Linked DNA regions of Mus musculus: region 2 is linked to region 1. Evidence: chromatin loops called from intact Hi-C (ENCODE). Cell type or tissue: heart. All regions are shown on one strand. Each heading gives the region's core, and the rest is flanking DNA. Links, peaks and the distances in the headings are about the cores only.

Region 1 (16,230 bases), core at 2,688-10,687:
TCCACAGTGAAAGGACAAAACTACAAGTTGTCCTCTGACTTCCACATATGCTATGATATGGACACAAATAGATGTAATTTTAAAATCCTACATAATCCTGTATACAAAATGTTAAGAGACCTATTGAATAGTGATTTATCAATCTCTTTATTCTGCTTGACAATGATCTCATAGTCTTCTAGTAAGTTGTTTGTCAACAAAACCATTTCAAAAAACTAAAATTATCTTAGGAATGCACAAATCGCTTTGGTGCTTAAGGCAGGATTCTGAAGTATATAACACAAGGTGGCCTTAAATTTAGGATGCTAGTGCCTCAGCTTCTGGACGATTGTGACCTCTGTCATATACTATCATACCCAAGAAGGAATTTTAAATTCTCAACAGGATCAAAATATTCAGAACTCACAATGGGCAAAAATAAGGATGATCAGGCCTTGGAGGAGATAAACATATTAACAATATGAGAATAATTCATCCTTTGTTAATACTTATTTGAAATGAGGTATTTTTTATCAATTATTTTTATTGGATTTTTTAATAGATATTTTATTTACATTTCAAATGTTATTCCCTTTCCTGGTTTCCCCTCAGAAAACCCCCTATCCCACCACCACCACCGCCCACTGCTCACCAACCCACCCACTAGTGCTTCCCTGTCTTGGCATTCCCCTACACTGCGGCATCAAACCTTCTCAGGACCAAGGGCCTCTCCTCCCATTCATGCCCAACAAGGCCATCCTCTGCTACATATGCAGCTGGAGCCATGGGTCCCTCCATGTGTACTCTTTGATGATTTAGTCCCTGGGAGCTCTGGGGGTACTAGTTGGTTCATATTGTTGTTCCTCCTATGGGGCTGCAAGCTCCTTCAGTCCTTTCTCTAGTTCCTCCATTGTGGACCTTGTGCTCAGTCCAATGGCTGGCTGAGAGCATCCACCTCTGTATTTGTCAGGCACTGGATATTTTATTTGTTTACATTTCAAATGTTACCCCCTTTCCAAGTTCTACCCCCCCACCCTGCTTCTATGAGGGTGTTCCCCACCCACCCATTCCCACCTCACTGCCCTGATATTCCCCTACACTGGAACCTTAACAGAACCAAAGGACTCCCAGTCTTAAAAGATCACTTATATATATTTATAATATATATAAATGATTCTTGGTTCAACTTCAAGATATGGCTATTTTCTTATTATCAAATAATAGACTTAACATCTAAGAAATAAGATCAAAGAATATAGTAAATCCATTTTCTAAAATTAAAAAAAAAAAAAAAAAAAAAACTTAAAGTGAGGCTGGAAAAATGGCAGAGCAGGTGAAGTATAAGCATGGGGGGTCCTGAATCCAGATCCCCAGTACTCAATGAGTACCTGTAATGCCAGCAAGGAGGACAGGGTAGAGGTTAGAGGAACCTGGGAGCTTGACTAGCCAGCTAGTCTTGGAGGTATTGTAAAGTCAGGGCTCAAGTGACAACATGGCTGAAAAAAATCAACAAGTATAGGGCTAGCAATGTACCTTAATGGTAGAATGCACGCCTGGCACACATTAGAATCATTCCAAGCACGTCATGTGTTATGTATGTGTGTTTATTTTGAGGGGAGAAGTCCGTCATCTTTGAGAATGAAGTCTCTGGTCTTCTTAGCCAGTCCTAATTAGAAAAGGTCTTGTGATACAACACTTGCTCTCAAAAAAGCAAATACACAAAAATTGTAGAAAATAAAACCATCAAGCTACTGAAATATGAGATAGTAACACAAGAGAAGATACCAAATGGCAATATAATAAGATCGTCTGGGGGAATTTCAGTTACACAAAACTTCAAGGATATGGCCTATGATCAGAATATGCTTCACTTTATACATATTATACATCCCAAAACTGCATAATAAAATGACAACACTGAAGATCAGGTTGTAAATATTTATAGTTTCTCTTACTCACACACAATATTGTATGAGACATTACTAGTTTTCATATGCATCCATAGGATTAATACTCGTATGGAGTATAACATGGAAAAGTGCAGAACTAAAGAAATAACTCTAACAACAAAAGAAGCACACATTTCTTAAAATTTAAAATATTGCACATAATAAGGTTACACAGAAATTACTGGCTGCTTTTACAAAAAGAATGAGGTATTAGTCAATCTCTAGATAAAGATAAGTGCAAAAGAGTGACTACACACAAACACACACCAAAAATAAATTCATACGAAGACCTAGAAAGTCAACAAATAGAAAAATATTCCAAAGATGTTTACAAAGCTATGATTTTGATCAAACAAAATCATTCACCCAGTACTAAAACACAATTTCTTGGCAATATGTCATAAGTTTTAAACTTTTCAGCTTAATGACGTGCAATACAATCTTCCCCATTACACCAATTCTACGGTAGAAAAGGCATCTTTGTGTGATAATCAAACCTTCACTTTCTAAAGCTTTCAGGGGCAAACAGCCAAAAGCAATGGTCTTCTTCACTAAATGACTCAAAATTACAGCTTCAGACATTTAGTAACCCAAGTCAGGGCCACAGGGCGTGCAGTTTTGAATTTGCAGAGGTTTCACTGCAATTATTATTCAAGTTCACACAATGTAAATCTATGGTAACTTTTAAAACTTAATTGTTAAGTATGTGTCGGGCTGAGTTTTGTTTGGGAATATGGCCGGGGGGGTGGGGGGGGTGTGAAAATGAGCCAAAGGACAGGTAACGTAAAAAAATCTTGCAAATGATCTTTCAAAAGAACTTCTCCTAATCAGGAAAATTACAGTTGTCTACTAGCTGAATGTATTTTAATTTGTTTTAAAAAACAAAAAGTTCAATATATGGAATACCTATAACAAACAGCTTAACATAAGTGAAATCATGCATTTACCAAAATAGTTCACAGAAAACTTTTTTCATCAGACATAGTAAGGAAGAATAAACTAGGTGGGCTTAGTGGAAACAGGAAAAGATTCAACTATTGTCCTGAACAATCAGTGTATGTAGTAACCATATTTCCTCTTCGTTGAGTGACAGTCCTGCAGTGCTTGCTAGATCCATGAAATCTATTTTCAGTCTGTACTGTGTGTCGATTGGTGGTATCAAAGCCACTAAAAGAAAACATTTTCTCCATGTCTTCAAACATATCATCAAACAATCCGCCTCCAAAAGAAAACTCCTGGAAGTGATGCCTTTGTCTACTAGAACCATCCTGGCGTGTGTGGAAGTGGTTTTCAAAATGCTTCTTAGACCGAGTGTTTTGGTTCTGACCAAAAAAATTAAAGTCTTTAAATAAGTCATCAAAATTGAAGTTAAATGACTGTTCAAAAGGACTCCCATTGCCTCTTTGTCCTTTGCCATTGGTAAAAGCACTGTGTCCAATTGTGTCATACTCTTTCCGACTATTGGCATCCGAGAGTGTTTCATACGCTGAAACAGATAAAAACCTTTTAGGAATTGGAAGATAAAATATCCCAAATTGTGTATATGCAAACTTCAAATATATGACAAACTATTATACATAATAAAGCTAAAATATAAGTTAGAAAACGTTTTAACTGTTAAAGAAATAAATTATCAAATGTATTCAGCTAATAGAAAATCAGATTTTTTACTTTCTTACTAGTTGAAGTAAATGTTTAATTCCATCCCCCTACATAAGCCTACTCACCATTAACTACTTAATGCCCATGATATATGTATGGTTTCTTTTAGCCCTAGTATTATGACAAAATGTTCTTTACATATTTTTAAATACACATTGGTTTGAAATGTAGATGAAATAGATTAATTTACTAAGTAAATTGATATTTACTAAGTTAGTTGATCATTTTGGTGTTCAAATACTCCTTTTTAGACAGAGTGGTTTCATAAATAACAACAACAACAAAAAAAAGATAAATGATACCCTGCCAACATCTTTAAAACTGTAAAACAATAAAATGACATACCACAATTAATTTACTTATTCAGGAACCAAGTATTTATTCTAACAAACTACAAAATCCTACATACACCTCTCCCATCTCCATAACATCTTTAAGACTTACAAAATTATCAGCTACCATTAGCTTATTAAATACCCATGGGACCTCAGCAACATTTACTTACCTTCTGCAATCTCTCTGAATTTTGCTTCAGCATCAGGGCTTTTATTTTTGTCAGGGTGGTACTTCATGGCTAATTTGTGAAAGGCCTTTTTGATTTGTCGCTCTGAGGCAGACTTTGGCACACCTAAGATATCATAGTAGCTTTTGGAGGCCAGGATTAATTCTGTTATCATTAAAATGCAGATTGCAAAGACGAAAACTGACTGTGGAGTAGCCATTTCTAATAACCTAAGAAAGAAAAACATAGTGTCTTTTTAAGTCCAAGGAACAAATTTTAAGACTTAAAAAAAAAATCCAACTCAATAAAGCTCTGGTGTTGAGACAGCAGCATCAAGCTGTTATGCACATAGTATCACATTAGTCACGCTCTTGTACTTCTGATATTAGAGTCTATTAGCAAGGCTTTTCTTATCTACTGGAAAGATAAAACTGATAGTTTCTTAGGAAGGCTTAGGATTTCTACTACTTGATGGTGAACTTGTCTGCCTGTGATACAAAAGGTATTATTACTTGTTTATATTATTATTTAATACTGCATTTTCCTGAGGTGGCTCCTGATCTACCCCAGCTTCCTCAGCGCTGTCTTCATTACCACATTTAATTTCAGAATATAAACCAATTACTGAAAAAGAAATCTGTCTTTTCTGTGTTTGGCTAGAACCGCAGGAAGAAAGGCAAAGGTGGGGAAGGAAAGATTTTTCTCAAATCTGTAAAATCTATTTGATCTTAAAGTGGTTAAAATAGTCTGTTTGCATAAATTTAACTTCCCAAATACTTCAGAAATATCGGTAAATAACATCTGCTTAAGGCTCACAATTAGTAAAACTTATACTTCTTTGAAAGCTGAGCTACCAGAGGAAGAAAAGTTTATACTTTGGATAAGTTGGGTTATTACTGGGCTTCCCAGATTTCTCAGCAAGTAAAATGTTTCTCTTTAAAACAAAGTTTTACCTAAGAACTATTGGTAACACATAATGATTCGAGATGAAGTGTATTTCTTTGCTTTTTTGAATGCTGTACCACAGAAGTCCTTAATGACCTATGATGACATAACAGGGCTGATGAAAAAGGCACTATGGTTTGTGGAAACTGCCAGCCAACCTCTCCTGTGGCCTATCCTAAGCATAATTAGCAGGTAGATTACTTTTTTCCCGAGACTTAGTCATAGTCACGCGTACCAAGTACAAACTCTCTAAAGAACTCAAGCAGAAAGCCTGGCGTTGTGCCCCACGCCTTTAATCGCAGCACTCAGAAGGCAGGGGCAGGCGGGGATCACTTTGAGTTCAAAATCAGCCTGGTCTCCATAGTGAGCTCCAGGGCAGCCAGATCTACCCTGACTTAAAAAAAAAAGTAGATTTTTTTTTTTAAAGTTAATGTAAGCGGAGCATGTCCGATGATGGTCGCCAGAGGCTGCGGTTGTTCGCTAGTCAAAGGGCTGGTCCACAACTGACAGCAAGGCGGCTCGGTGACAAACGAGATCCCGCCGCTTCAAGCTGCCCCTGGAGATGTTTTTAGTGCCCGAGCTTTAGCTTCCCCATCAAACCCACTCTGCCCAAACAATGGGATCGCCCTCCCCGAACCCGCTGGAGGGCTGGCCGGTCCGGCGTCCCGGCCCACTCCACTCAGAGCGTCAGCTCCATGCTCCGGCCCTGCCGGCGAGCTCCGCGACCTGCCGGCCTGGCCTCGGGGAAGACGACCCCCCAACCCCACCGCAAGCACGAGCTGTGACGCAGCCATCTCGGGGTACAGTCGCGTCGCTTGGCTTCCCAACGCGGCTGATAGGTGGTAGGACACCAAGGCCAAGGCGGAACACAAAGCGGGACCCGACTCGGCGCCACCCTCCCCGGTCCTTACCTGTGCGCCCCGACGCAGCTTCTCCACAGCGCGGCGGCCCGGCTCCGGTTCCCTGACCCCGGCCGCACAGGCTCCGACCTCGCCTCCGAACGCCGAGTAGCCTCCTCCCAGCTCGGCCCGTTCCCTACTGGCGGGAGCCCGTGGCTGGCGCGACCGCTTATAGAGCCGACCTACACGAAACGCTTCCCCATTGGCTCCCGCCGGCCCACCTGACTTTGGCGCCCTACGCGCACGTGGAAAACTGTTGTTGCCGTTTGGTCCTTGCGTCACTTCCGTCGCCACCCTCCGAGGGGCGGTGCCAAGGTGTGCGGAAGCGGAAGTGAGTCGACGATTTCCTCATCCTTCCCTGGGGCGCATCGCGCGCAGGCGCTTTAGAGGGTGCGCCGGGCCCTGCGTCCCCGCCCTAGAGGACAGGGCTCTCCGGCGCCCCTCGTGGGCCTTTTCAGCCTGCAGAAAGCTTCGCTGTTGAGCGGTCATCGCTCGCGCGGTCGTAATAAAGAGCTTTTATTCATAAGTGGCCAGGTGACCAGAAAACTCAGGTCTCACCCTTAGGCGATGTGTCATTGAGAGGCCATTAGAGCCCAAGCCTGCCTCTGTCATGTTAGTCTCTTAATCCTCAATTCCCCAAAAGGCGGGAGCCCACTGTATTGCACACTGCTTTGTAGGCAAGACCACGCTGTGTTGCTTTAACACAGCAAAGTTTGCACGGGGCTCGGGCTTTTCCAGCTCTTTCCCTCCCTCAGCTTGACCTCATTTCAACAGTAGGTATGTTGAAAGTACATCTGAAAGTGGGAAGGTGAGGTTCCTGTGAGGTTGGTCACTCAGTGCAACCCTGTTTCTTGTTTTTGTTTTAATGTTAATTTATTTTGAGTGCTCTACCTTCGTGTACACCTCTTTGCCAGAAAGAGGGTGTGAGCCACCATGTGGTTGCTGGGAATTGAACTCAAGAACTCTAGGAAGAACAGACAACCCTCTTAAACCACTGAGCCAACTCAAAGCTCAAAAACCCTGTTTCTCCTGCGAAAAAGGAGGCAAAAAGAATGTAAGCAACCTTGAAAACTGCCAGACTAGAATTATAACTTGTCCCATTATGTCTTCAGTTATGGAAGAGAGCATAATAGATATTATCTCAACAACAGCATGACATATTTCAAAAACAATAGGTAAGTACTTAGTTTTATTCAGAAGCCAAGGCAAGTTTGTCAAATTCCAAAGCCAGGTTTGCTGAGTTCCAACCCTGGTTCCCTTACATTGTAACTGAAAGACCCTTTGTTTAATCCTTTGGCACCTCTGATTTTTCTTCTGTACAGGTAAACAGATAAAGGAGGACTTAACAGGGAGTATGTACTTATGTGAAAAATCAATGTATTTAAAACATCCCATTTCTTTTCCTCTTGTAATGAAAAATAATTCTAGTGCTAGCCTGACTTTTCTGTTACTTCAAACTTTATTTTTCTCCCTGTGGTCAATTGGTAAGATTCTAGTAGATTTGCATGCATTGAGTGTTCAGCTCATCCTGTACCCAGGGTATGGTGGTGCACATTTATAATCTCAATGCTCTGGATGCTGAAGCAAGACAATCGGGAGCTCAAGGCCACACTGGGCATCCTAAGAGAGACCATGTCAGCAAAAAGAAAAAGAAAATAGTGTGTCTATCTTACAAGTCCAGAGAAACTACAGAAGATGGTTGTGATGGTTTGTATATGCTTGGCCCAGGTAGTGGCACTATTAGGAGATTATTAGGAGATATGGCCTTGTTGGAGTAGGTGTGTGACTGTGGGCTGCCTGGAAGTTTTCCTTTAGCAGGCTTTAGATGACGAGGTAGAACTTTCAGTTCCTCTTGCACCATGCCTGCCTAATTGCCATGCTCCCGCCTTGACAATAATGGACTGAATCTCTGAACCTGTAAGCCAGCCGCAATTAAATGTTGTCCTTTAACAGACTTGCATTGGTCATGGTGTCTGTTCAAAGCAGTAAAAACCTAAGACAGAAGTTGGTACCAGGGACTGGGATATTGCTGTCGTAGGCCTGAGCCTGCTTTTGTTTGGAAAAATGTGGATTTGGGGACTTTGGATCTGAAAAGCAGGGGAATGCTTTAAATGGGGCTTAATGGGCTATCCTAGTGAAAACATGGAAGACTTTGTCACTGAAAGTGATTTTAATTGTGCAGACTTGGCCTAAGGGGTTTCAGAGGAGAAGAATTTCAGTATGTGGCGTAAAGATTGTTTTTGTGGTATTTTGGTGAAGAATGTGGCTCCTTTTTTGTCCTGTCTAAAGAGTCTACATAAAGCTAAGGCAAAGATATTTATCTTAATTACATTGACAAAAGAAGTCTCAGAAATGGCCAGCATAGACTTTGTTCTCTGGTTAATTCTCCTGAAGAGCATTTTGAACAACTGTAGCAAGCTTAGAAAGGAAAAAATATAAAACATATGGTCTGAGCATTAAAGGGTCACCAGGAAGTAAAATGGAGCTGAATCCCATGTTCAAGGATATTGCATTGAATTAAGGGAGTGAGACTCTGGGGCAAGATCATATCTAGCTAAATATAGATCCAGGCATGGTGGTACACACCTTTCATCCCAAGACATAAAGTCAAGCAGATCTCTGAGTTCAAGGCCAGCCTGGGACAGAGCAAATTCTAAGTGAAGAAAAACTTATATCAGGTGTGGTAGTACACACCTTTAATCCCAGAAGACAGATGTGTTGATGGTGGTACACACCCTTAATTCTAGGAGATAAAGCCAAGCAGATCTCTGAGTTCAAGGCCAGGCTGGGACAGAGCAAGTTCTAGGTGAAGAAAAGCTTAAATCAGGTTCGGTGGTACATGCCTTTAACCACAGGAGGAGACAGGCATGCAGATCTCTGAGTTCAAGGTCAGTCTACAGAGCAAGATCCAGGACAATCAAACTTAGGCCCTGAAGGAGTTGGAAAAGAGGAGGCTAATGATATTGTAAAAGAAAAAAGGGACCATGTTCCAGCTCCTACAAGCAGCAGAACTTGTCATCTTTGGCCATATGGCTCTGGCTTTAGAATCAAGAATAGAAGGGACTACTGGGACAATTGATGCTGGTTAGCTGGAGTTAAGAAAATTATTAGTGATTAAGAAGAGACCAGCATCACTGAGGAGAAATTTTCTGAGAAGTTTTTTATGAGAACACAAAGAAACTGTGTTCCAGCTGGGCAGTGGTGGCACACACCTTTAATCCCAGCACTTGGGAGGCAGACATAGGTGGATTTCTGAGTTCCAGGCCAGCCTGGTCTACAGAGGGAGTTCCAGGACAGCCAGGGCTACACAGGGAAACCCTGTCTCAGAAAACAAAAAAACAAACAAACAAAAAACAAAAAGAGCTCTCATAGAGAGTCAGAAAAAAAATTAAGTCAGGAAACAATCTAGATTTCTTAAAGAGTATGATGTCTTAGGTTCCTGTGGCTACACCAAAACACCATAACCAATAAGTAAGCTGAGAGGTAAGGATTTATTCTGCTTATAGTTCCACATCACTGTCATGATTAGAGCACATCAGGACAAGAACTCAAGCAGGGCAGGAACTTGGAGACAGGAGCTAATGGAGTATACTGCTTACTGGCCTGTTTTTCCTAGCTTGCTCAGCCTGCTTTCTTATAGATTCCAGGACCACCAGACCAGAGCTAATACTACCCACAGTGGCTGGGTCCCTCCCCCATTGATCACTAATTGAAAAAATGACTTAGATGTGGATCTTATATAGGCATTCTCAACTTAGGTTCCTTCCTCTCTGATGGTTGACTCTAGCTTGTGTCAGATTGTCACACAAAACCAGCCAGTCCAACTGACCCCTTCTCAACTTGACATACAAAGACATCACTATTAAGCCATAATCCTTGTTTTTCTTATTCATCCCCAAAATCTCCCATTAATATCCAAAGTCTTTTAAAATACAAAATTTCTTAACTGTGGGCTCCAGTAAAATACTTTCTTGAAGACAGAAAAATCAGGGCACAGTCCCAATCAAATCAAACCAAAATCAAACTGCAACTATAGAATGTCTAGGATCCACTCAAGATCTTCTGGACTCCTCCAAAGGACTTGGATAACTTCTCCAGCTCTGCCTATAAAAACCTTAAAAAGGTTTCTATCTATAGCACACAGCTTGTCTTCTAGGCTCCAGCTGATACTACTGTTCTGTTGCTATTGTTCTTGGTGGTTACCCATGATATTGGCATCTCCAACAAAACACTGGAGTCTTCTGCAGCAATTGGGTTACACTTTCACCAGTAACCAATCATAGGCTCTCTTCATGGTACCAAGCTTCAACTTCTTTTCATGGCCTCCTCAGTTCTGGGCCTTCAGCTTCCACTGAGGTTGCACCTTCACCAATGGCCTCCCCTGTGCCAAGCCTCAGTTCTTCTCCATGACCCTTTCATATCTTCAAAACCAGTACACCTGGGTGACTCTTACAGTTTAGCTGACAGTATGAGATCCAACCGTGGCTGCCTCTGGAACACAGCTTCTTTGTACTCTCAGAAAATACTTCCAAGATGATTTCACCTCAGTAATGCTGGTCTCTTCTTAATTCTTTTCTAATTTCTTAGCTCCATCCAGCATCACTTGTCCCAGTAACTTAAAGGTTTGACTTCAGTATTCCTAGTGTCTTGTTAATCATATTTGATTTTTCAGACCCCAGCCAACCATAACCACAGAATCTTGAATCAAAGTAGCAAATAGTCCTGATAGAGGCTTTAATCTTCCCTCTGAAATTTCACAAACCAAACCTCCATCTTCTGTAGTGCTCTCAGCATAATCATCATCTGAGATAGAGAACATCTCACTGAAGTCTCAGCACTCAATGGCTTTTTCTAGCCCAAAGTCTTTCCACAGTCCTCCCCAAGATATAGACTGGTCTGTCACAGCAATACCCTGCTACACTGGTACCACCTTGTTTTAGTTAGGAATTCCATTGCTGCAACAAAACATCATAACCAAAAAGCAAGTTGGGAAGAATGGGTTTATTCTGTTTGCACTTTAACATTCCTGTTCATCACTGAAGAAAGTCTGGACAGAAACCCAAGTAGGTAAGGAACTTGGAGGCAGGAGCTGATTCAGAGGTCATGTAGGATGTTTGTTGCTGACTTGCTCCTCCAGGCTTGCTCAGCATGCTTTCTTATAGAATCTAGAACCACCAGCCCAAAGATGGCACCACCCACAATGGACCGCCCACCTCCTATAGACCACTAATTGAAAAAATGCCTTACATTTGGAACTCATGAAGGCATTTTGTCAACCGAGGCTCTTTCTCTAATGACTAACATATCAGGTTGACATACAACCAGCCAGTACCCGAGATATAGTGCAATCCAGTTACCAGTAAAGATACTCACAAAGGGTACTTTTAAAGATGTGTTATATATCTTTACTTGTAGGTACAGGGAATAATTTTCATGATGCACATTCCACATGAATTTATAGAAAGTATTGTAAAAGGTATATTCTCATTTTAGATGTAGCAAGAGCCTTGAAATGCCTTAGATGTTATGCCTATAATAATTAAAACCCAATTTATTTATATATGTAAAGTTGAATGATTTTTCAAAAACACGTTATTTATTTTGGTGAGAACTCCCAGAAGTGTGATTCATCTTGTGCACCTGGCTGTTTAAAGGAACCTCAGTTGCTAGTCAACTGGCCCTTTAAGAATTATAACCTGTTAGAACTGCTTGAAGATATGACTTTCAGTGTTGGATGCCTTTCAGATTTCTGGGAACAGAATAGAATATTTAAAAGGCCACTTGAGGCTTGGGGTCCAGTGGGGATACCCAAGTGATAAGAGATGGCAGTTGGTGAAGAAGATGTTAGGAGACAGTTGAGCCAGGAGAGGCTGAGCTGAGCAGCTAGGCTAGAAGAGTTTTTATAATGAAGAGCTGCTAGCATTAGGAAACTAGAAGAGGGGGACTATTTAAGCACGCTTTTGGGGAACTGAGGGAGAAATGTTTGAAGGGGCCTGGCTAGAAACTGGAAGAGGGCCAGCAGGGAGTTATAGAACTGGCTACTGTTCTAAAATAACTAGCCATTTTACATAGATTTTTCTACATAAAGTTATCAGTGTTAAAAGTTACTTCCTGTACACTCAGGCTCTGCTAGAATCTTACAAACTTAGTAAAACTTGAGGGGAGAAAATTGCTAATTTTACTGAGTATAAACTAAATTAGTTGAGATTGAAGGGCGATTATAACAGTTATGTTTTGTGTAAGCTTTATAGTGTAAATATATAAAGGAGCATGAACTAATATAGTATATTACATGGTCTATGTTTTAGGGAAGTCATCTAATGAAATATAAAATATTGTCAACTAGTGTTTAATGTACTTACATTTTAAACTAGTAGGAAAATTTTTTCTGTCAAATTCTGCCACTGCCATTAATACATTTTTGCCTATAAAACACATTTTGATTATCAGAGCCAGCCCTAAATTCAGATTTTCAATACAGGAACAAAATGCTGTCTCTCCTGCCTTCATCTACCAAGTGCTGAGAGTTCAGGATGTGTCACCACACCTGAGGGAGGCTGAGCACATAACACAATCATTTCCTTTGCATCAGATTTCTCTTTCCGAACTTGAGTGTCACAGTTCTTAATCAGTTGGTATCAACATCTAGAAACATCCCACTAGATTGTAAATAGAGCTGAGGTAGGTTCCAGTAATAAAGACGGTGAAGTATTTATTTTCATATAAAGAATTTGTTTCACTTATTTCTCATTTAAATGCAAGCACAAGCTGGGCAGGATGGTGCATACCTGTAATCCCAGCACTCACACTTAATCAGGGGGATCATGAAATTGAGGCCAGCCTGGCCTACACATTGATCTTGTCTGAAAAGAATTAAAATAAGCTAAAATGTTAATTTAAGAGCCTAGTTCTCAATACTGCTTAAAATTGAAGACAGCAAACCATTTGAATTGTCCTGTATAAAATAGATTTGAATGAAAACTTGTAATTTATGTAGTTATATACTACTTCCAACAAACTATATAATTGTTTCATATAACCTATACAAAATATAAATAAATGTTATCCTTTATAACAACAGATTTCAGTTGAAGAAACACTGAAGTGCTATTCTCAGATGAAACTATCAGCCACATATCATATCTTGGTTTTCTCACTGCACAGAGGACATGTGGTGGTGGTACAGAGATTCTATTACTTGGTAGGACGGTTACCTTGCTTCTGCAGCACACATTAATACATTACTTAGATGTGCAGGCTAGTCATTTGACAAAGCTTTTAAAAATCCATCAAAGTTCTCCCTCTCTTTCTTTCTTTCTTTCTTTCTTTCTTTCTTTCTTTCTTTCTTTCTTTCTTTTTTAAATTTTCACTTATGGGACTGAGCTACTGCTAGATTCTTGGACTTCCATTCACAGCTGCTGCTGACCATTGTTGGGGAGTTAGACTACAGACTATTAGTTATCAACAAAATTCCCTTACTATGTGTCGACTACCCATGAATTCTATAACTCTAGAGAACCCTGACTAATACACCATCCATCCTTCTGTCTCTGCTTGTCGAATGCTTTGAATAAAGAGACATGCCTGGCCTGGGCTTTGTTTTGTAACATCCTAATAGCACTTGTGTAATTTTTATGTCATTGTGATTATATCTACAGCTCCCTCTCTCAATGGACTGTGGGCTTTTTTGTTTGTTTGTTTGTTTGTTTGTTTCGAGACAGGGTTTCTCTGTGTAGCCCTGGCTGTCCTGGAACTCACTCTGTAAACCAGGCTGGCCTCGAACTCAGAAATCTGCTTGCCTCTGCCTCCCAAGAGCTGGGATTGAAGGTGTGTGTCACCACGCCAGGCAGACTGTGGGCTTTTGGTTGGTTTTTGATGTTATATTCCTCTTTGTTGTCCTATAATGTGACTTTAGAGTTTTCCTATCTAGAGACAGAACTGTTTTACCTCCTTGAATCTGGGTAGGCTCTGTGACTGATTGTATCAGTAGAATGTTGCAAGTGTGACACTGATAATTCTGGATTTTTCCTTTCATTGTCCTGGCATCTTACATGTCCTTTGATGCCAAGGACCACCCCAGTTGGGTATTGAGGTCCCTGGAATGAGGGTCCTTGAAGCTAGGTGGGTAAGGATTTGGCAGTGAAAAACAGAAACAAACACAGAGCTAGGCCACCTTGGGCGCGAACTTGGTGGACAATCCCACGTTCCCCAGAGGACATTCCATGCTGTAGGCGCCCTACCACACCCAAGGATCTTAGGATCACTGAGGAGAGTTGGCCTCCAGAGAGGGCTCTGACCCTGGGACTCAGGTGAGAGCACCATCTTGTATCCTGGGTCTCTTAGAGACCAGCCCAAAAAGGAGAGTACACGGGCCACAGAAGCAACAGAGCTTCTTGGACAGGGTCCCTTCTTCAGGCCTTCATCTTCAGCCAGGAGGTGGATATGAGCGCCAGACCTGCAAGAGGAGAGCTTGCCTGCAGAGAGTGCTCTGACCACTGGGACTCAGGAGAGAGTTGGACTCCCAGGAGTGCTGACAGAGGCTAACAGAATCACAGGAGGAACAAGCACCAACCATCTAACACCAGAGATTACCAGATGGCAAAAGGCAAATGTAAGAATCTCACTAACAACAGAAACCAAGACCACTCATTATCATCAGAACCCAGTACTCCCACCACAGCAAGTCCTGGATACCCCAACACACTGGAAAAAGCAAGATTCAGATTTAAAATCTCATAATGCTGATAGAGGATTTTAAGAAGGGCATTAATAACTCACTTAAAGAAATACAGAACACTGCTAAACAGATAGAAGTCCTTAAAGAGGAAACACTAAAATCCCTTAAAGAATTACAGGAAAAGACAACCAAACAGGTGATAGAATTGAACAAAACCATCCAAGATCTAAAATTGGAAGTAGAAACAATAAAGAAAACCCAAAGGGAGACAACCCTGGAGATAGAGATCCTAGGAAAGAAATCAGGAATCATAGATGCGAGCATCAGCAACAGAATACAAGAGATGGGAGAGAGAATCTCAGGTGCAGAAAATTCCATAGAAAACATGGACACAACAAAAGAAAATGCAAAATGAAAAAAGATCCTAACTCAAAACAACCAAAAATTCCAGGACACCATGAAGAAGACAAAACCTAAGGATAATAAGTATAGATGAGAATGAAGATTTTCAACTTAAAGGGCCAGTAAATATCTTCAGCAAAATTATAGAAGAAAACTTCCCTAACCTAAAGAAAGAGATGCCCATGAACATACAAGAAGCCTACAGAACTCCAAATCAAGTGGACCAGAAAAGAAATTCCTCCCAACACATAATAATCAGAACAACAAATGCACTAAATAAAGATAGAATATTAAAAGCAATAAGGGAAAAGAGTCAAGTAACATATAAAGGCAGGCCTATTAGAATTACACCAAACTTCTCACCAGAGACTATGAAACCCAGAAGATCCTGGACAGATGTTATACAGACCCTAAGAGAACACAAATGCCAGCCCAGGGTACTATACCCAGCAAAACTCTCAATTGCCATAAATGGAGAAACCAAAGTATTCCATGACAAAACCAAACTCACACAATATCTTTCCACGAATCCAGCCCTTCAAAGGATAATAAAGGGAAAACTCCAACACAAGGAGGGAAATTATGCCCTAGAAAAAGCAAGAAAGTAATCCTTCAAGAAACCTAAAAGAAGGAAGGACCATCCAGAGACTGCCCACCCCGGGGATCCATTCCATAAACAACCACCAAACCCAGACACTATTGCATATGCCAGCAAGATTTTACTGACAGGACCCTGGCTATCTCTTGTGAGGCTATGCCAGAGCCTGGCAAATACAGAAGTGGATGCTCACAGTCATCTATTGGATGGAACATAGGGCCCCCAATGAAGGAGCTTGAGATAGTACCCAAGGAGCTAAAGGGGTCTGCAAACCTATAAAAGGAACAACAATATGAACTAACCAGTACCCCCCCAGAGCTTGTGTCTCTAGTTGCATATGTAGCAGAGGATAGCCTAGTCGGCCATCATTGGGAAGAGAGGCTCTTGGTCTTGTGAAGGTTCTATGCCCCAGAACAGGGGAATGCCAGAGCCAGGAAGCAGGAGTGGGTGGGTTGGGGAGCAGGGCGCGGGGGGTGGGGGTGGGGTGGGGGGCTATAGGGGACTTTGGGGATAGCATTTGAAATGTAAATGAAGAAAATATCTAATAAAATGTGTTTATTAAATTTTTTTTAAAAGAAACAAACACAAAGGCAGTTTGAATCTGAGTGTATTCTTCA
Region 2 (16,230 bases), core at 5,436-13,435, 58 kb after region 1:
ATAACTGCTTCTATTTCTTTAGGTGATATGGGACTGTTTAGATGGTCAACTTGATCCTGATTCAACTTTGTTACCTGGTATCTGTCCAGAAATTTTTTCATTTCGTCCAGGTTTTCCAGTTTTGTTGAGTATAGCCTTTTGTAGAAGGATCTGATGGTGTTTTGGATTTCTTCAGGATCTGTTGTTATGTCTCCCTTTTCATTTCTGATTTTGTTAATTAGGATTTTGTCCCTGTGCCCTTTAGTGAGTCTAGCTAAGGGTTTATCTATCTTGTTGATTTTCTCAAAGAACCAACTCCTCGTTTGGTTAATTCTTTGAATAGTTCTTCTTGTTTCCACTTGGTTGATTTCACCCCTGAGTTTGATTATTTCCTGACATCTACTCCTCTTGGGTGAATTTGCTTCCTTTTTTTCTAGAGCTTTTAGATGTTGTCAAGCTGCTAGTATGTGCTCTCTCCCGTTTCTTCTTGGAGGCACTCAGAGCTATGAGTTTCCCTCTTAGAAATGCTTTCATTGTGTCCCATAGGTTTGGGTACGTTGTGGCTTCATTTTCATTAAACTCTAAAAAGTCTTTAATTTCTTTCTTTATTCCTTCCTTGACCAAGGTATCATTGAGAAGAGTGTTGTTCAGTTTCCACGTGAATGTTGGCTTTCCATTATTTATGTTGTTATTGAAGATCAGTCTTAGGCCATGGTGGTCTGATAGGATACATGGGACAATTTCAATATTTTTGTATCTGTTGAGGCCTGTTTTGTGACCAATTATATGGTCAATTTTGGAGAAGGTCCTGTGAGGTGCTGAGAAGAAGGTATATCCTTTTGTTTTAGGATAAAATGTTCTGTAGATATCTGTCAGGTATTTGTTTCATAACTTCTGTTAGTTTCACTGTGTCCCTGTTTAGTTTCTGTTTCCACGATCTGTCCATTGATGAAAGTGGTATGTTGAAGTCTCCCACTATTATTGTGTGAGGTACAACGTGTGCTTTGAGCTTTACTAAGGTGTCTTTAATGAATGTGGCTGCCCTTGCATTTGGAGCGTAGATATTCAGAATTGTGAGTTCCTCTTGGAGGATTTTACCTTTGATGAGTATGAAGTGTCCCTCCTTGTCTTTTTTGATAACTTTGGGTTGGAAGTCGATTTTATCCGATATTAAAATGGCTACTCCAGCTTGTTTCTTCAGACCATTTGCTTGGAAAATTGTTTTCCAGCCTTTCACTCTGAGGTAGTGTCTGCCTTTTTCCCTGAGATGGGTTTCCTGTAAGCAGCAGAATGTTGGGTCCTGTTTGTGTAGCCAGTCTGTTAGTCTATGTCTTTTTATTGGGGAGTTGAGACCATTGATATTAAGAGATATTAAGGAAAAGTAATTGTTGCTTCCTGTTATTTTTGTTGTTAAAGTTGGCATTCTGTTCTTGTGGCTGTCTTCTTTTAGTTTTGTTGAGGGATTATCTTCTTGTTTCTTCTAGGGCGTGGTTCCCGTCCTTGTATTGGTTTTTTCTGTTATTATCCTTTGAAGGGCTGGATTCGTGGAGAGATACGGGTGAATTTAGTTTTGTCGTGGAATACTTTGGTTTCTCCATCTATGGTAATTGAGAGTTTGGCTGGGTATAGTAGTCTGTGCTGGAATTTGTGTTCTCTTAGTGTCTGTATAACATCTGTCCAGGCTCTTCTCGCTTTCATAGTCTCTGGTGAAAAATCTGGTGTAATTCTGATAGGCTTGCCTTTATATGTTACTTGACCTTTTTCCCTTACTGCTTTTAGTATTCTATCTTTATTTAGTGCATTTGATGTTCTGATTATTATGTGTCGGGAGGAATTTCTTTTCTGGTCCAGTCTATTTGGAGTTCTGTAGGCTTCTTGTATGTTCATGGGCATCTCTTTCTTTAGATTTGGGAAGTTTTCTTCAATAATTTTGTTGAAGATGTTTGCTGGTCCTTTGAGTTGAAAATCTTCATTCTCATCCACTCCTATTATCTGTAGGTTTGGTCTTCTCATTGTGTCCTGGATTTCCTGGATGTTTTGAGTTAGGATCTTTTTGCATTTTCCATTTTCTTTGATTGTTGTTCCGATGTTCTCTATGGAATCTTCTGCACCTGAGATTCTCTCTTCCATCTCTTGTATTCTGTTGCTGATGCTGGCATCTATGGTTCCAGATTTCTTTCCTAGGGTTTCTATCTCCAGCGTTGCCTCACTTTGGGTTTTCTTTATTGTGTCTACTTCCCTTTTTAGGTCTAGTATGGTTTTGTTCATTTCTATCACCTGTTTGGATGTGTTTTCCTGTTTTTCTATAAGGACTTCTACCTGTTTGGTTGTGTTTTCCTGTTTTTCTTTAAGGACTTGTAACTCTTTAGCAGTGTTCTCCTGTATTTCTTTAAGTGAGTTATTAAATTCCTTCTTTATGTCCTCTACCATCATTATGAGAAATGCTTTTAAATCCAGGTCTACCTTTTCAGGTGTGTTAGGATGTCCTGGACTGGACGAAGTGGGAATGCTGGGTTCTGATGATGGTGAGTGGTCTTGGTTCCTGTTAGTAGGATTCTTACGTTTACCTTTCGCCATCTGGGAATCTCTGGAGTTAGTTGTTATAGTTGTCTTTGTTTAGAGATTGTTCCTCTGTTGATTTTGTTACCCTCTATCAGCAGGTGTGGGAGACTAGCTCTCTCCTCTGAGTTTCAGTGGTCAGAGCAGTCTCTGCAGGCAAGCTCTCCTCTTTCAGTGAAGGTGCACAGTTATCTGGTGTTTGGATCTCCTCCTGGCTGAAGATGAAGGCCCAAAACAGGATCTTTCCCAGAAGCTGTGTTGCTTTGGCCAGGAAGGTGGCCAGTTGTCTGGAGCCGAAGATGGCGCCGCCTCAGAAGCTCTGTGGCTCTCGCCTGTCCCTGAAACGGCTGGCCTCTGTATTCCACACCGTCACCCGTGCAGCCTGCCCTCCGCGGAGTCCTGGAGCCAAGGAGACTCCCGCTGCCGGGGCCTGAGGCACAGACCTCTCGGGCTGGCGGATCCCTGTGCATTCACCAGGAAGGTGGCCGGTTGTCTCGTCTTATTTCTTTTAAACATTATTTATTTACGTTCCGATCAAGGCTTTCGCTCCCTCTTCTCCTCCCAGTCCCTCCCTCACATTTTCCCTTCTTACCATCATTCCTCAGAAAAGTGGAGGCTTCCCATGGATATCAACCAGCCTTGGCATTTCAAGTTGCAATGAAACTAGGTACATCTTCGATTGAGGCTAGAGAAGGCAGCCCTCTCAGGGGAAAGGGATCCAAAGGCAGGCATTATAGTCAGAGTTAGCAGGTGCTTCTGTGTTAGGAGTCCCACATGAAGACCTAGCTGCACAACTGTTACATTTGTGTAGAGGGACTATAGCTGTCCCATGCATGCTCTCGGGTTGGTAGCTCATCTCTATGAGCCCCTGTGGGCCCAGGTTTGCTGATTCTGTAGTTACTTTTGTTTGTGGTGTCCTTGACTCCTCTGACTCATTCAATCCTTCTTCCCCTCTTCCACGGGATTACCCAAGCTCCACATAATAGTCTCAAGCTTGGCCAGTCATTGGTTTGCCCCTTCTTCAAACTCGGCTGCATCTTTTACCCCTACACATCTTATAGGCAGGACAAATTGTGGGTTTAAAGTTTTGTTCCTCGGTTGGTGTCCCAGTCCCTCCATTGGAAGTCTTGCCTGGTTACAGGAGATGGCTGGTTCAAGCTCCATATCCTCCATTGCTAGGGGTCTTAGCTACTGGGGCACCCTCCTAGATTCCTTGTCCTAGGTTTCTAGCTCATTCCAGAGTTGCTCTCCCCACCTCCCCACCCCATCCAGCCATCCAGTTCTCTCTCCCAGCATGCTTTGCCTCTGTACTTCCCCTACTTCATTCCTCCTATTTTCACCTTCACTCCTACCCCACCCAGCCCCCTCCATCCATCCACTCTCAAAGTTTCATCTAGTTCCTCTTTTCAGAGAGATTCAAGCATTCCCTTGTCCTGCTTGGGTCTTCCTTGTTACTTAGCTTCTTTGGCTCTGTGGTTTGTAACATGAGTATCCTGAAATTAATAACTTCATTTACACTTATAAGTGAGTACATACTGTGTCTTTCTGAGTCTGGGTGACCTCACTCAGGATGATCTTTTCTGGTTCCACCCATTGGCCAGAAATTTTCATAATGTCATTGTTTTTATAGCTGAGTAATAATCCATTGTATAAACGAACCACATTTCCTTTGTCCATTCTTTGACTGAAGGACATCTAGGTTGTTTCCACTTTCGGATGATTCGGAATAAAGCTGCTATGAACATAGTTGAGCAAGTGTTTTTGTGGGATGGCAGAGTTCCTGGGTATATGCTCAGGAGTGGTATAGCTTGTTCTTGAGAAAGATTTATTCCCAATTTTCTGAAAAACCACCAAACTCGTTTCCAGAGTGGCTGTACAAGTTTGTACTCCCACCAGAAAAGGAGGAGTGTTCCCCTTGCTCCACATCCTCCCCATCATGAGCTGTCACTTGAGGTTTTGATCGTAGTCATTCTGACAGATGAAAGATGTCTCAGCATCATTTTTATTTGCCTTTTTCTGACGACTAAGGATGTTAAACATTTCTTTAAGTGCTTCTTGACCATTAGAGATTCCTCTGTTGAGAATTCTTTGTTTAGACCTGTACCCTATTTTTTTAATTGGGTTATTTGGTTTGTTGAGTCCTTTTGACTGTATCCTTTGCCTTTTGGAAGCTTTTCAGTTGCATGAAGTCCCATTTATTAATTGTTGATGTGTTGGTGTTCTGTCTGGAAAGTTTTCTCCTGTGTCAATGCATTCAAGGCTATTCTGCCCTTTCTTTTCTATGAGATTTACAGTATCTAGTTTTATGTTGAGGTCGTTGATCCACTTGTACTAGAATTTTGTGCAGTGTGATAGATATGGATCTATTTGCATTCTTCTACATGCAGATATCCAGTTAGACCGGTACCATTTTTCTGAAGATGCACCCCCTGACCCCCTGCCTAATGTATGGTTTTGGCTTGTTTGTCAAAACTCAAGTGTCGATAGGTGTGTGGATTTACTTCTGGTTCTTGGATTCCATTCCATTGATCAAGCTATGTGTTTTTATGCTAGTACCATCCAGTTTTTATTACTATTGCTCTGTAGAACAGCCTGAAATCAGGGATGGTGATACCTCCAGAAGTTATTTTATTGTATAGGATTAGCGGATGATATGACAAAAGTGACCCCAAAAATTCTACCTGGGAATTCCTACAGCTAATAAATACCTTTAGTAAAGCGTCTGTATACAAAATTAACTCAAAAAAAAAAATCAGTAGCCCTCATATATAACAAGTGATAAATGGGCCAAGAAAGAAATTAGGCAAACAATACCCTGACAATAGTCCCAAATAACTTGCTCTAACCAAGCAAGTGAAAACCCGATATGACAAGAACTTCAAATCTTTGAAGAAACTAAAGAAATCTTCAGAAGATGCAAAGATCTCCCATGTGCATGGATCAGTAGGATTAGTATAGTAAAACTGGCCATCCAACCAAAAGCATTCTACAGATTCAATGCAATTCCTACCACAATTCCAACACAGATCACTTTTTTATTTGACCAAATATCTTTGACTTTCAGGAAAAACAGACCACTACTTTCTACCAACCCAAACATTAAGAATGTTGCAAAGTAACATTTGAAACTTAAGACAGGGATTTTGTGATTTTCGATAACGTGCCTGTCTGATGTTCTCAACAATACATTTTAAAGGTGCCTTGATTTGTCTTTCTTTTGTTCTGTAATTATAAAAACTTCATGAAACTGTCTCTACTTTGGAACATTATATTTGAGACAAATGAATTTCTAAGGCCCTGGGCAGCAGTGTTTGGCTCCAGGATATATTATCTTTTATTTCTTTTGAGGTGGGCTGCTTTTATGTAAACACAGTTCCTTATCAAACTTCTCATAGCCTCCTCCTTCTATCTTTATTTTTAAAATTTATTTATTTTTTTTATATGTGAATACACTATCATTGTCTTCAGACACACAAGAAGAGGACTTCAGAGTCTATTGCAGATGGTTGTGAGCCACCATGTGGTTGCTGGGAATTGAACTCTGGACCTCTGGAAGAGCTGTAAGTGCTCTTAACCACTGAGCCATCTCTCCAGCCCTCCTCTTTATATTTTGAATCTGACCTCTGCTATATCTTTTTTACAGGTATAGGCTCTGTGATTAGACTGGGTCTAGAAGACTTTAATGTTAAGATTCTGTTGCTCAAGATACAGTATCTTGCAGCAGCTCTTTCCCCTCTTAGATACCCACAGGAACACTACTTAGGGCAGTATCTGTGAAGCTTTAGTTAAAAGACTCATAGGTGTCAAGATCTCTCACCTGGGGAATAAATCCACATCAAATATAGTATAAATGGCCATGCATCCTGCCCCTCCCCACACACCCCCAACCCCGCCCAGCCTGCCTCCTTCCTGGGAACCAGAAAGCCTGACTATAGGATTATGTTATAAAGCTACCTTTACCTCAAAATGATGTGAGACCTCAACTTCTACCACAAGGGCCCTCATTTCCATTGAGGAGCCCAAATCATATTGTCTATAGCTTTAATCACTCTTCTATTACTCCTAACAATCTGTCTCAGTGTCCTTCTTGAATCCACATCTGATTACGTACAGGATTCCCATATATAATTAAAGGTATCCCCTACCCCTTTCTTAAAATCTGTGACTTTAATGAGGGATGCAAGGATTCCTTGCCATGCAGCATAATATATTCACAGGCTCCAAGGACTGCTTGTAACAGGACCTCAGACATTAGTAGGCTAAACCTTAGGACAACTGATATCATGTTAGAAACAGCATTCAGGCCTTGAAACCCAGCAATCCAATGCCTGCCAAAAAAGGAATAAAGACCTGGCCCATCTGCCAAAATAGGAACAAAGGTTAAGTCTACATTCTGGGATGTGTCTGGGAAAGTCTGAGCGAAAAATCCCTAACTGTGCCAACCATACTTTTTCACTTCTGTAGTTCTGCTTCGTGCTAAGTGAAATGTGCCAACCAGGATATGGGGTTGTTGTGCATAAAAGGCTAAAAAAAAAAAAAATGCTAAGACACGGAGCTGTACAACTTGGGCAAGTTCCCCATATAGCTGCTGGACTGCAATAAAGACTTTCTTGTCGTCTTTAAGAGTGTTCACGTGGTAGTCTCTGGTAGGCTTACCTCACAAGAGCTTAGACTACACTTTTCAGGACACCATTTCCCTGCCTACCACAGTGACTACCCTAAAATTATTTTTAGGCCTATCTCTTACATAATTTGTGCAAATATCCTGAAGCATGTGGCTTTATTAATTTTGGTCATAATTATTAAGTTTTGTTTGAACAATGAAGAGTCTAAAATGTCCTTTGAGGAAGTTCTATTTTATTTATTTATTTTTTAATTTTTTTCCATTTTTTATTAGGTATTTAGCTCATTTACATTTCAAATGCTATACCAAAAGTCCCCCATACCCACCCACCCCCACTCCCCTACCCACCCACTCCCCCTTTTTGGCCCTGGCGTTCCCCTGTATTGGGGCATATAAAGTTTGCGTGTCCAATGGGCCTCTCTTTCCAGTGATGGCCGACTAGGCCATCTTTTGATACATATGCAGCTAGAGTCAAGAGCTCCGGGGTACTGGTTAGTTCATAATGTTGTTCCACCTATAGGGTTGCAGATCCCTTTAGCTCCTTGGGTACTTTCCTTTGAGGAAGTTCTAATGAGCCAGACTTTAACAGTTAGTAGAAAGAGGGACTATGTACTTAGAGGAGGGAAATACCCAAACAAGATAAAATAACCAATAGCCCTTTGCTTAGAATGAAAGTGTCAAGTACGTGATATGACAGGCATATGTCTGTTTTACATAGGTGAATAGCTAAACAGTTGCTACACTTATCTTTATTCCAAGTGTTAACTGTTTTCTGAAGGCATTACTCTGCTGTTAATATGCAAGGTAATCTACTTTGTACACTACTGAATTTATTTATTTTGGTTGAAATTAAATGATAAAATATTTTTCTTCCCCTAAATTTTATAATATAGAATTGTAGTGTCAATGATTGGACAGGTAATATGTCAGATAAGAAAACAGAAACACAAATACAGCATTATACTTCTGGCCTGTAGGGAAAATGCCAGGATACAAATGAATAAATCACAACCCCGAGCAGTGAGGGCTAGAGGTGAAGCAAGTTTAAGTACAATAAATGGTTTGCTCTATGGGAGCAGGAAGAGTTTCTTGGTTTAAGTACAAATCTGAAGGCTAGGACAGGAGGAAATCTGAGCCAAGAGCATGTACAGAGGCACTAATTATGAAAAGGCTCAATGTTTATGGTAAAATAATGGTGTTTCTGGAAGGTAAAAAATACTGGGCAAGGGGTGAGAAGCCACACAGTTAAAGCTTGTCACATCCCTGTGGTTTACCGAAGAAGTGCTCCTGGCCCAATCTTTCTGCTCTGGGAAAACACATGATCATTTTGCAATTCTGAAAGATAACTTTCCCTGCAGAAGAGACTGGGTTAGAGGTTAGTTACAAACTGTAGAACCAGTTTATGTGAGACTGACATACAGCAAGCTCTACACTAAGGAAAAAGGAGGGCGAGAGCACAGAGCTGAAGAAATTGTAAGAGATGGTAAAGGAAGATCCATTAAGCTTTATTTCTGATTAGAGGTAAAATTACTGACAAGGGAAGGAGAGGAGGAATTGACAGTTGCATGGAAATTTCTAACATAGGAAGAAAATCTGGGTATATTATCTAACTTAAGGAATTACATTATTAAACATTAGAAACAAAGGGAGAAGGCATGGTGAGTTACTGACTGCTTGACCAAGATTTAGTTAGGTTCCTTTTATGACTTTTCACAGTACCTGTCATCTTTTGGCCTCTGCCTTGGACCTATCTAAGTCCAGTGTTAGGAGGAATCGTCTAAGTTGATATGAAATTAATCCCCACTCTTGGTATCTGGTCATTCTCATCTTCTCTCACCAAGAATCTGCTTCTTTTCAGCAAGAATGTCTGTTACCTTTGACGTGATGTCATTTCTTAGTAATCTTCCATCCAATGACCACCCCCTTTGCCTACTGTTCTAAACTCTACTCTTTGTTGTGTCAGAACCTGGAGCTGACAGCTCACTATGGTAATAGTTCTGACCTTCTACCATTTCAATAGTGTCAGGGTATTTTAATATTAGTAAATTAATAATAAAAAAATCAAGAGCTAAAGTTATTTCCAAGCCTTTCTTAATTTTTGGAGTACATATTTGAGCTGTTGTGAGGCTATTTAACAGCTAATACACTGCTAGGGTTTACCAGACAGTATGGTAGACACAACCCAATATCATGTGTTAACCAAATGCCTAGTATGCTCATTTACTCTTTTTTCTTTTTTTTCTTTAATTTTTAGGGGAAAGAAACGTCAAGGTCTCCTCATGTAGCCTGCTCTCGCCTCGAGTTTATAGGCCTACTACATTTTTTACCTTTGTAATGTTTAACCTCTGTAATCCAAAGCCCCTTAATTAAAAACTGTCAGTGAATCTGGCAGCACATGTAATGCCCTTCCTAAAGGGCTTTACAATCATTTTCATTTTAAGGGCTGGCCCTCTGCTACTCTTGAAGGTGAACACTGAGGTCCTAATCTGATGGTCTAGTTAACTAGATAGCACTAGACCTGTGGCGGGTTGTAGTTTGCCTCCCTGGTATACAAAAATTTCAACGTGTTGATTACAAGACCATCAAAGGGGTAGTACACGCTAACTCCCACAAGATGGTATATGACAAAGAGCTTTTAAGTTGACAGACCCCGTAGCTGTTCTAGAAACAAAGAGGAGGTATCACCACAGCAGGATCACAGGGTCCAGCCAGGCTGCTCACATCCAGGCTGCGGTTAAAGCGGTTCCCTGGAACCTAGGCAACACAGCGCGCGCAGAGTCTTCTGGCACGCTCAGCCCAGCTGAACTTATTTCTGAACTATTGGTAACCCGCAAGCAAGCAACCAGGCACTCTACTCTGAGACAGCGCTGAGATTAAAAGCCATTGATCTCCGCCTAACCGTCACAACAGATCATAAAAGTAGCACTTGCCCCTTCCGAAGCGGTGCCTCTCCCAAGCACTCAGCTCCAACAAACTCCCCGCCCCTCCCTCTCTCCACAGCCACGCCCTATTACGTAGGCTTAGGAGGGCAGAAGGCAGAAAAACAGGCCCTAGAGCTTGCGTCACTTCCGCTGGGGGCGGGGCGTAGCGGTGGGTGGTGCTGGTCACGCCAGTGTTTGGGGTCCGGGCGCCGCAGCTGCGAGCAGGCCGGGCGGGCCGATGCGGACCTCAGAGCTGGCGGGAGGCGAGTGGCGGCCGCGGCGCCCGTGACTACTGCCTGCGTCCCGGTGAGTGGCCGGAAGGCGGCGGGGTGGCAGGTGGCCTCCGTGGCGTGGGCGCTTCGCCGGGCTCTCCCGCGGGCGTTTCGGAGGCCCGATACGCAGGCCTCGGGGTCCTGGCGGGCGCTTGGCCCCGACGCCCCGATGCCGCGGGCGTGGCCGCCGGGTGTTTTGGTTGGTTGCGCCCCGCCCCCGCCGGTGGTCCCGCCCAGCCCCTCTCTGCAGTGGCACGCCGGGTCCTGAATGGGCTGTTCTCTGGCAGATCACTGGAGACGCGACGTTTTCTCTGATCTACCTCGACCTTGACTGGGCAGCGTGTGCTTTGTGTTTTGGTGGCTGGATATTTTTACTTCTCAGCGATTTGCTTTTTCTTCCCGTCCTATCCCAGTGCGCTGTTGCTTAAGCAGAACCAGATGCGCGTCCCTTTTAAAAGATGAAAAAAACTGTATGAGTCAGCAGGTTGCAGAGCCTCTTGTCACTGTCATTTCTGTCATGATGCTGGGGGCGGGGCGGGGGGTGGTACGACCAGTTTTCACGCCCATTACAGCAATAACTTTAAAGAAAAGTGACCTTCAAGGAATATCTTAGGAGATAGATGTGACATAAGCGGCTATCCTAGAATGCATTTAAAATTACCATTTTCATTTCCAAGTTGTATTATGGACCGAATTCCTGATTGTCAAAAATATATTTCAGGTTCTCAAGGCGGTTCATTACCACAAGGAAATGGGAAGAATGTTTTTAAAAAGTGAGGATTATTATAAAAGTACATAAGAGTGAATTGAAAAGCTTATGTTTTAGTGAAGCAGTCAGTTGTACCAAATTCCATATAGCTATTTTGTGAAATTCGGTATGCATATTAGATGAATCTCCAATATAAAGACCTCGCTTCATAGTTTTTGCTAATTGTTCTATTCTCTATCTTGTTTTGTATTTCTCCATCTAATTTTAAAATCTTGGTAACAGTGGCCCTCTTCATAATGATGTCAGATTAGTGAAAAGGTCAGCTGCACTAGTCTATATTAATACATCCATACTTTCCCATGCAGAATTGATACAAGAACAGTCTGTACTTGAAGTTGTTTTTTTCAGCCAGTAAAGATGGGATTTGTTACTTTATTTGGGGCACATAACGTTTGTGCAAAGGTCAGAGCTAGACTCTTGTTTCACCTCCAGTTCCAACTCACTCCCAATCGCTTGTATTTTATTCGGTTTACTATCCTTTGCTTTTAAGAGGATCCTTTCCTTCAGTGCTTCCTGGTTTGCTTGAGTGCTTTTCTTCCTGTTCCTAACTTTGGGTACCACTCAAAGTTCTATCCACATTGTTCTCCTCAAAACAAATTTAACTTTTTGAAACCAAAGTCATACATAAATATCCTGAAATGTCAAGGAAATTATAGGGTGCATTTATTTGTAGCTGAGCATTTTAAAAAAGAAAGAAGCTTATTTTTGTTAAGTCCTGGGTATCCAAATACTGCAGGCCATCTCATTTGGCCTTGAGGGTCCAGTTGTTATTGTGTTGCATTTTGTCATACATAAATGTAGTCTCTCTATTTCTATTTCAGTGCCCTGTCATTACTGCATTCTGTAAATATGGAAGAAAATATAGTTTCTTCTATGTTAAGCTGACCCCTTTCCAGGTCTTTCATATTCACAAGTGGCATTTTCACTCCATGTCTGATTTGAAAACTTAAGAGTTTTCTTGACAACTTCTCCTTAACAAGTCCTGTTTTTTTTTTTTAATTATTTTTGTCTTTAATATGTGTAGATGTATGTGTGTGTTTATAGTTAATGAAGTCATGAGTGCAAGTGCCTGCAGAAACAGAAAGAAGATGTCAGATCTCCTGGGAAGTGCAGACAGTTGTGAGCTGGCAGCTGAAAGGAGCCTAATCTGGGTTCTGGGATCCAAGCTCCAGGCTTCTGGAAGAAGAGTACACACTCTTAACCACTGAACTATCACTTTCTTTTGTAACTTTTTTTGTCTCTTCAAAATGTGGTTCACAGTAGAGCTCACTTCTACGTTCTTACACTGTTACTGTATTCAGACCCTTGTTGCCTGTTTGGCTGCATTATTGCAGTTGTCAAATGACATACTCTGTATATTCATTCTACACCTAGCATTTCCCTTCATCTCACAATGTCTGTTAGATAAAATTCCATTCCTTGCCCTAGAGTAGAACTAAGTCTCCCTTTCTGCTTAACACCTGCACTGTGCTGATACATAGCCCTCCTCCTTCTAGCTCTGTCCCCAGGTCACAGCACTCTTCACCTTTTCATTCTTTTTCCTACTTTTTTTTTTTTTTTTTTTTTTTTTTTTTTTTTTTTTTTTTTTTTTTTTGGTTTTTCGAGACAGGGTTTCTCTGTATAGCCCTGGCTGTCCTGGAACTCACTTTGTAGACCAGGCTGGCCTCGAACTCAGAAATCCGCCTGCCTCTGCCTCCCGAGTGCTGGGATTAAAGGCGTGCGCCACCACGCCCGGCCTTTTTCCTACTTTTGCTGTAACTTTTGTTGTGGTTGACTTTCCCCTCAAAACATTTTCAGTGCACTTTCTTTTTCTTTTCTTTCTTTTTTAGATATTATTATTACTATTGATTTGTATGTGTGTGGGAGTGCACAAGCTAAGGTGCATGTGTAGAGGTCAGTGGACAACTTGGAATTCGTTTTCTCTTTCCATCCAGTAGGTACTGGGGATTGAACTCAGGTCATCAGGTTTGATAGTAAGCACCTTTACCAGTTGAGCTATCCTCCCTCTCTCTCTCTCTCTCTCTCTCTCTCTCTCTCTTTCTTTCTTTGTTGAGTTATTTATTCATTTTATATCCTGAACACTGCACCCCTTCCTCCTGGTCCTCCCTCACAAGTCTCTTCTCCCACCTCCCTCTCCCCTTCTTTTCGGAGAGAGGAGGAGGCCCTTTGGGTATCACCCCATCATTGCACATCAAGACACAACAGCTTCTTATGCAGGAAAATAAAGGAACAATTGCTTTCCATGTTGATACATGATATGCCAGACTAATTCCAATGTGGATACATGATATCCAGGACATTTCTGAATGCTGACAAGTTCCTTGCAGATACAAGATAACCTGGACTTCATGACATTTATGTACCAAATATTGAGGACTGCTCCTTTTTTTAATCAATTAATTTATTTTTTATTAGATATTTTCTTTAAATAGATTTCAAATGCTATCCCGAAAGTTCCCTATACACTCCGTCCGCCCTGCTCCCCTACCCACCCACTCCCGCTTCTTGGCCCTGGCGTTCCCCTGTACTGGGGCATATAAAGTTTGCAACACCAAGGGGCCTCTCTTCCCAGTGATGGCCAACTAGGCCATCTTCTGGTACATAATGCAGCTAGAGACACGAGCTCTGGGGGTACTGGTTAGTTCATATTGTTGTTCCACCTATAGGGTTGTAGACCCCTTCAGCTCCTTGGGTACCTGACATTTGTTTAGTAGCAGGAAAGCTTTTTGCTCATTTCTGTGTTAAGTAATTGTTGCTTGATAGTTGTGGTTTCTGGTACCTATAATTAGAATCTCTCATTTTGTTTACAAAATTGTTTTTCTGTAATGTTCTCCATTTTGGGGGCTTTATATTCTGTTTATTGATGCCAAATTGATAGGTATATGTAATTGATTATTTTTTTTAAACTTTTAAACGCATTTTATGTTTAGTGTGTGTGTGTGTGTGTGTGAGAGAGAGAGAGAGAGACAGAGAGAGCGAGAGAATATGTGTGTGTGTGTGTGTGTGTGGGTGTGTGTGGGTGTGTGTGTGTGAGTGAATGAATGAATGTGAGTGTGAAGATGTCTCAGGGATTGGTTCTTTCCACTATGAGTTTCTGGGATTGAACCTGACCAGTTTGCATGGCAATTGCCTTTACCCGCTGAGCAAGATCACTGGCCTTAGATGATTGTGTCTTTTTGGAAAGAACCAATGCAGACTGTATAAGCATAGTCTAGACTTGCATTGCTTTCTTTTCTTCCTTAGTCTTGGACTGATCATAGTGAATCTTCTATGCTTTCAACCAACTTGAGTATAAAAAGCCCATTCTATCACCAAAGTGTTGCTTGCTTTTTCTTCTGTCTAGAATTTTCTTAAGATTCTCGGAAGACTTCATTTCCTCACTTCTCTCAAAGAGCCCCTAGAATGCCAAAGTTTCAGTTCTTCTGATTGTCCCATCTAATTGTGCCCTTCCTTTACGACTTTAATTCTATTAAAGTCGTAAAGGCACTATTGTGATCACTAACTAACTAATATGTATCTTTTTGCTAATTTGTCTAGACTGTCTGAAGTTGAGTAAGGTTACTGTCTAGTTCCCTTTTTATCCCATGCAAGGTGTTTCCCTTCAATCTGCCATAGAAGGCTTTTATTTTTTGTTTTTGCTTTTTGTGTTTGATTTTTTGAGACAGGGTTCCTCTGTGTAGCCCTGGCTGTCCTGAAACTCACTCTGTAGACCAGGCTGGCCTTGAACTCAGAAATCCACCTGCCTCTGCCGCCCAAGTGCTGGGATTAAAGGCGTGTGTTATTACTGCCTGGCCGGAAGGCTTTTTTTTTCTCCACTATTTAGGATATCATCATTCCCAAACTTCTCTTAATCCTTATCAGTAGGTTATAGGTATATTTCAGAGCTAGTGTGTAGTCAGGAGTATTAATTTTTAACATTTTAGAAGTCTTCTTTACTCTTTATTCTTAGTTTTTCTTTTTGCCTCTAGTATTTTCATTCTTCCTGTTAACTTTGGACATTTTAGCTTTTTTTTTGTTTTGTTTTGTTTTTTTGTTTTTGTTTTTCGAGACAGGGTTTCTCTGTATAGTCCTGGCTCTCCTGGAACTCACTTTGTAGACCAGGCTGGCCTCGAACTCAGAAATCCACCTGCCTCTGCCGCCCAAGTTCTGGGACCAAAGGCGTGCACCACCACCGCCTGGCCTTACTTCATTTTATGCTATTTCTAAAGCTTGGTTGCACATTTTCCTATTGGCTGTTTGTGCAGATCTTCTCTTTAGGTGATAGTTCATTACATGGCTTGTTTTGTAATCTTTCTGAGTTAATGTTCAGTGGTGGTTGTCCATTGCCTAACATTGGTGACTTTGCCTTGGAGATTTAGTTGTCTTTTCTGGAATTCCACATAATTAACTAGCTCCTACTAGAATTTGTTTACATAGGACAGCAGTGCTGTGATGGTAATTAGACAGTAGATACTGATCTTAAGCATGGCTTCTGTTTATGCTGGTTTATGTAGATGGAACCCAGGGCTTTCTGCTTGCTAGGTAAGTAAGTATTCTGCCAGTAGAACTACATTCCCAGTCCACAGCATGACTTCTTATCTACAGGTATTTTATCAGGTGTGGTGGAAGTTGCCAGTTTTATGCTAACTACACATAATTACATTCACTGCAAGTCCTGAGAAACACAGAAGAGCGGGCCAAGAAGGCAGGCAGGCTTGTGTCCTTTGTGTCCTTCCTCTATACAGGTGAATGTATTAAAATATGATTTTAGTTCAGACTTTTCCTCCCTTTGCATAGAGTTTGCAAAACGGTTGTTTTGATTTTCTCAGCATAATTCTCTGCTGCTCCCTTATATAAGCTACATCCTGAGTAAAACTGCTTGTTGTATGCTTTTTGAGTGTGTGTGTGTGTGTGTGACTTAGTCAGGGTTTCTATTCCTGTACAAAACATCATGACCAAGAAGTAAGTTGGGGAGGAAAAGGGTTTATTCGGCTTACACTTTTACATTGCTGTTCATTACCAAAGAAGGTCAGGACTGGAACTCAAACAGGTCAGGAAGCAGGAGCTGATGCAAGGCCATGGAGGGATGTTACTGGCTTGCTTCCCCTGGCTTGCTCAGCTTGCTCT

What was found. A loop is a pair of places that touch in the nucleus more often than their neighbours do. Peaks named below come from ENCODE experiments on the same cell type or tissue, not always from the same donor. Only the 100,000 strongest peaks of a DNase experiment are listed, where the experiment ranks them.
Region 2: a loop joins it to region 1, with 4 times the contacts of the local background. A loop is called at or near these places in 26 of 42 quality-filtered maps.

Annotation. Positions count from the first base shown.
Region 1 is chr12:44,203,992-44,220,221 of GRCm38, forward strand. Dnajb9 (DnaJ heat shock protein family (Hsp40) member B9) reads right to left here and starts at 6,077. Exons shown (of 3, transcript NM_013760.4): 1 at 5,949-6,077; 2 at 4,096-4,322; 3 at 1,906-3,414. The coding sequence starts at 4,312. The coding sequence ends at 2,963. It overlaps Mir5627 (microRNA 5627), which reads left to right and starts at 6,322; the gene lies at 6,322-6,382. In heart, for the core only: CTCF peaks have their summits at 5,504 and 6,383; DNase peaks (open chromatin) are centred at 5,330 and 6,220; H3K4me3 peaks cover 2,470 bases; H3K27ac peaks cover 1,971 bases; H3K27me3 peaks cover 427 bases.
Region 2 is chr12:44,258,913-44,275,142 of GRCm38, forward strand. It overlaps Pnpla8 (patatin-like phospholipase domain containing 8), which reads left to right and starts at 10,242. Exons shown (of 10, transcript NM_026164.2): 1 at 10,242-10,389. In heart, for the core only: a CTCF peak has its summit at 10,421; DNase peaks (open chromatin) are centred at 10,219 and 10,559; H3K4me3 peaks cover 1,915 bases; H3K27ac peaks cover 1,745 bases.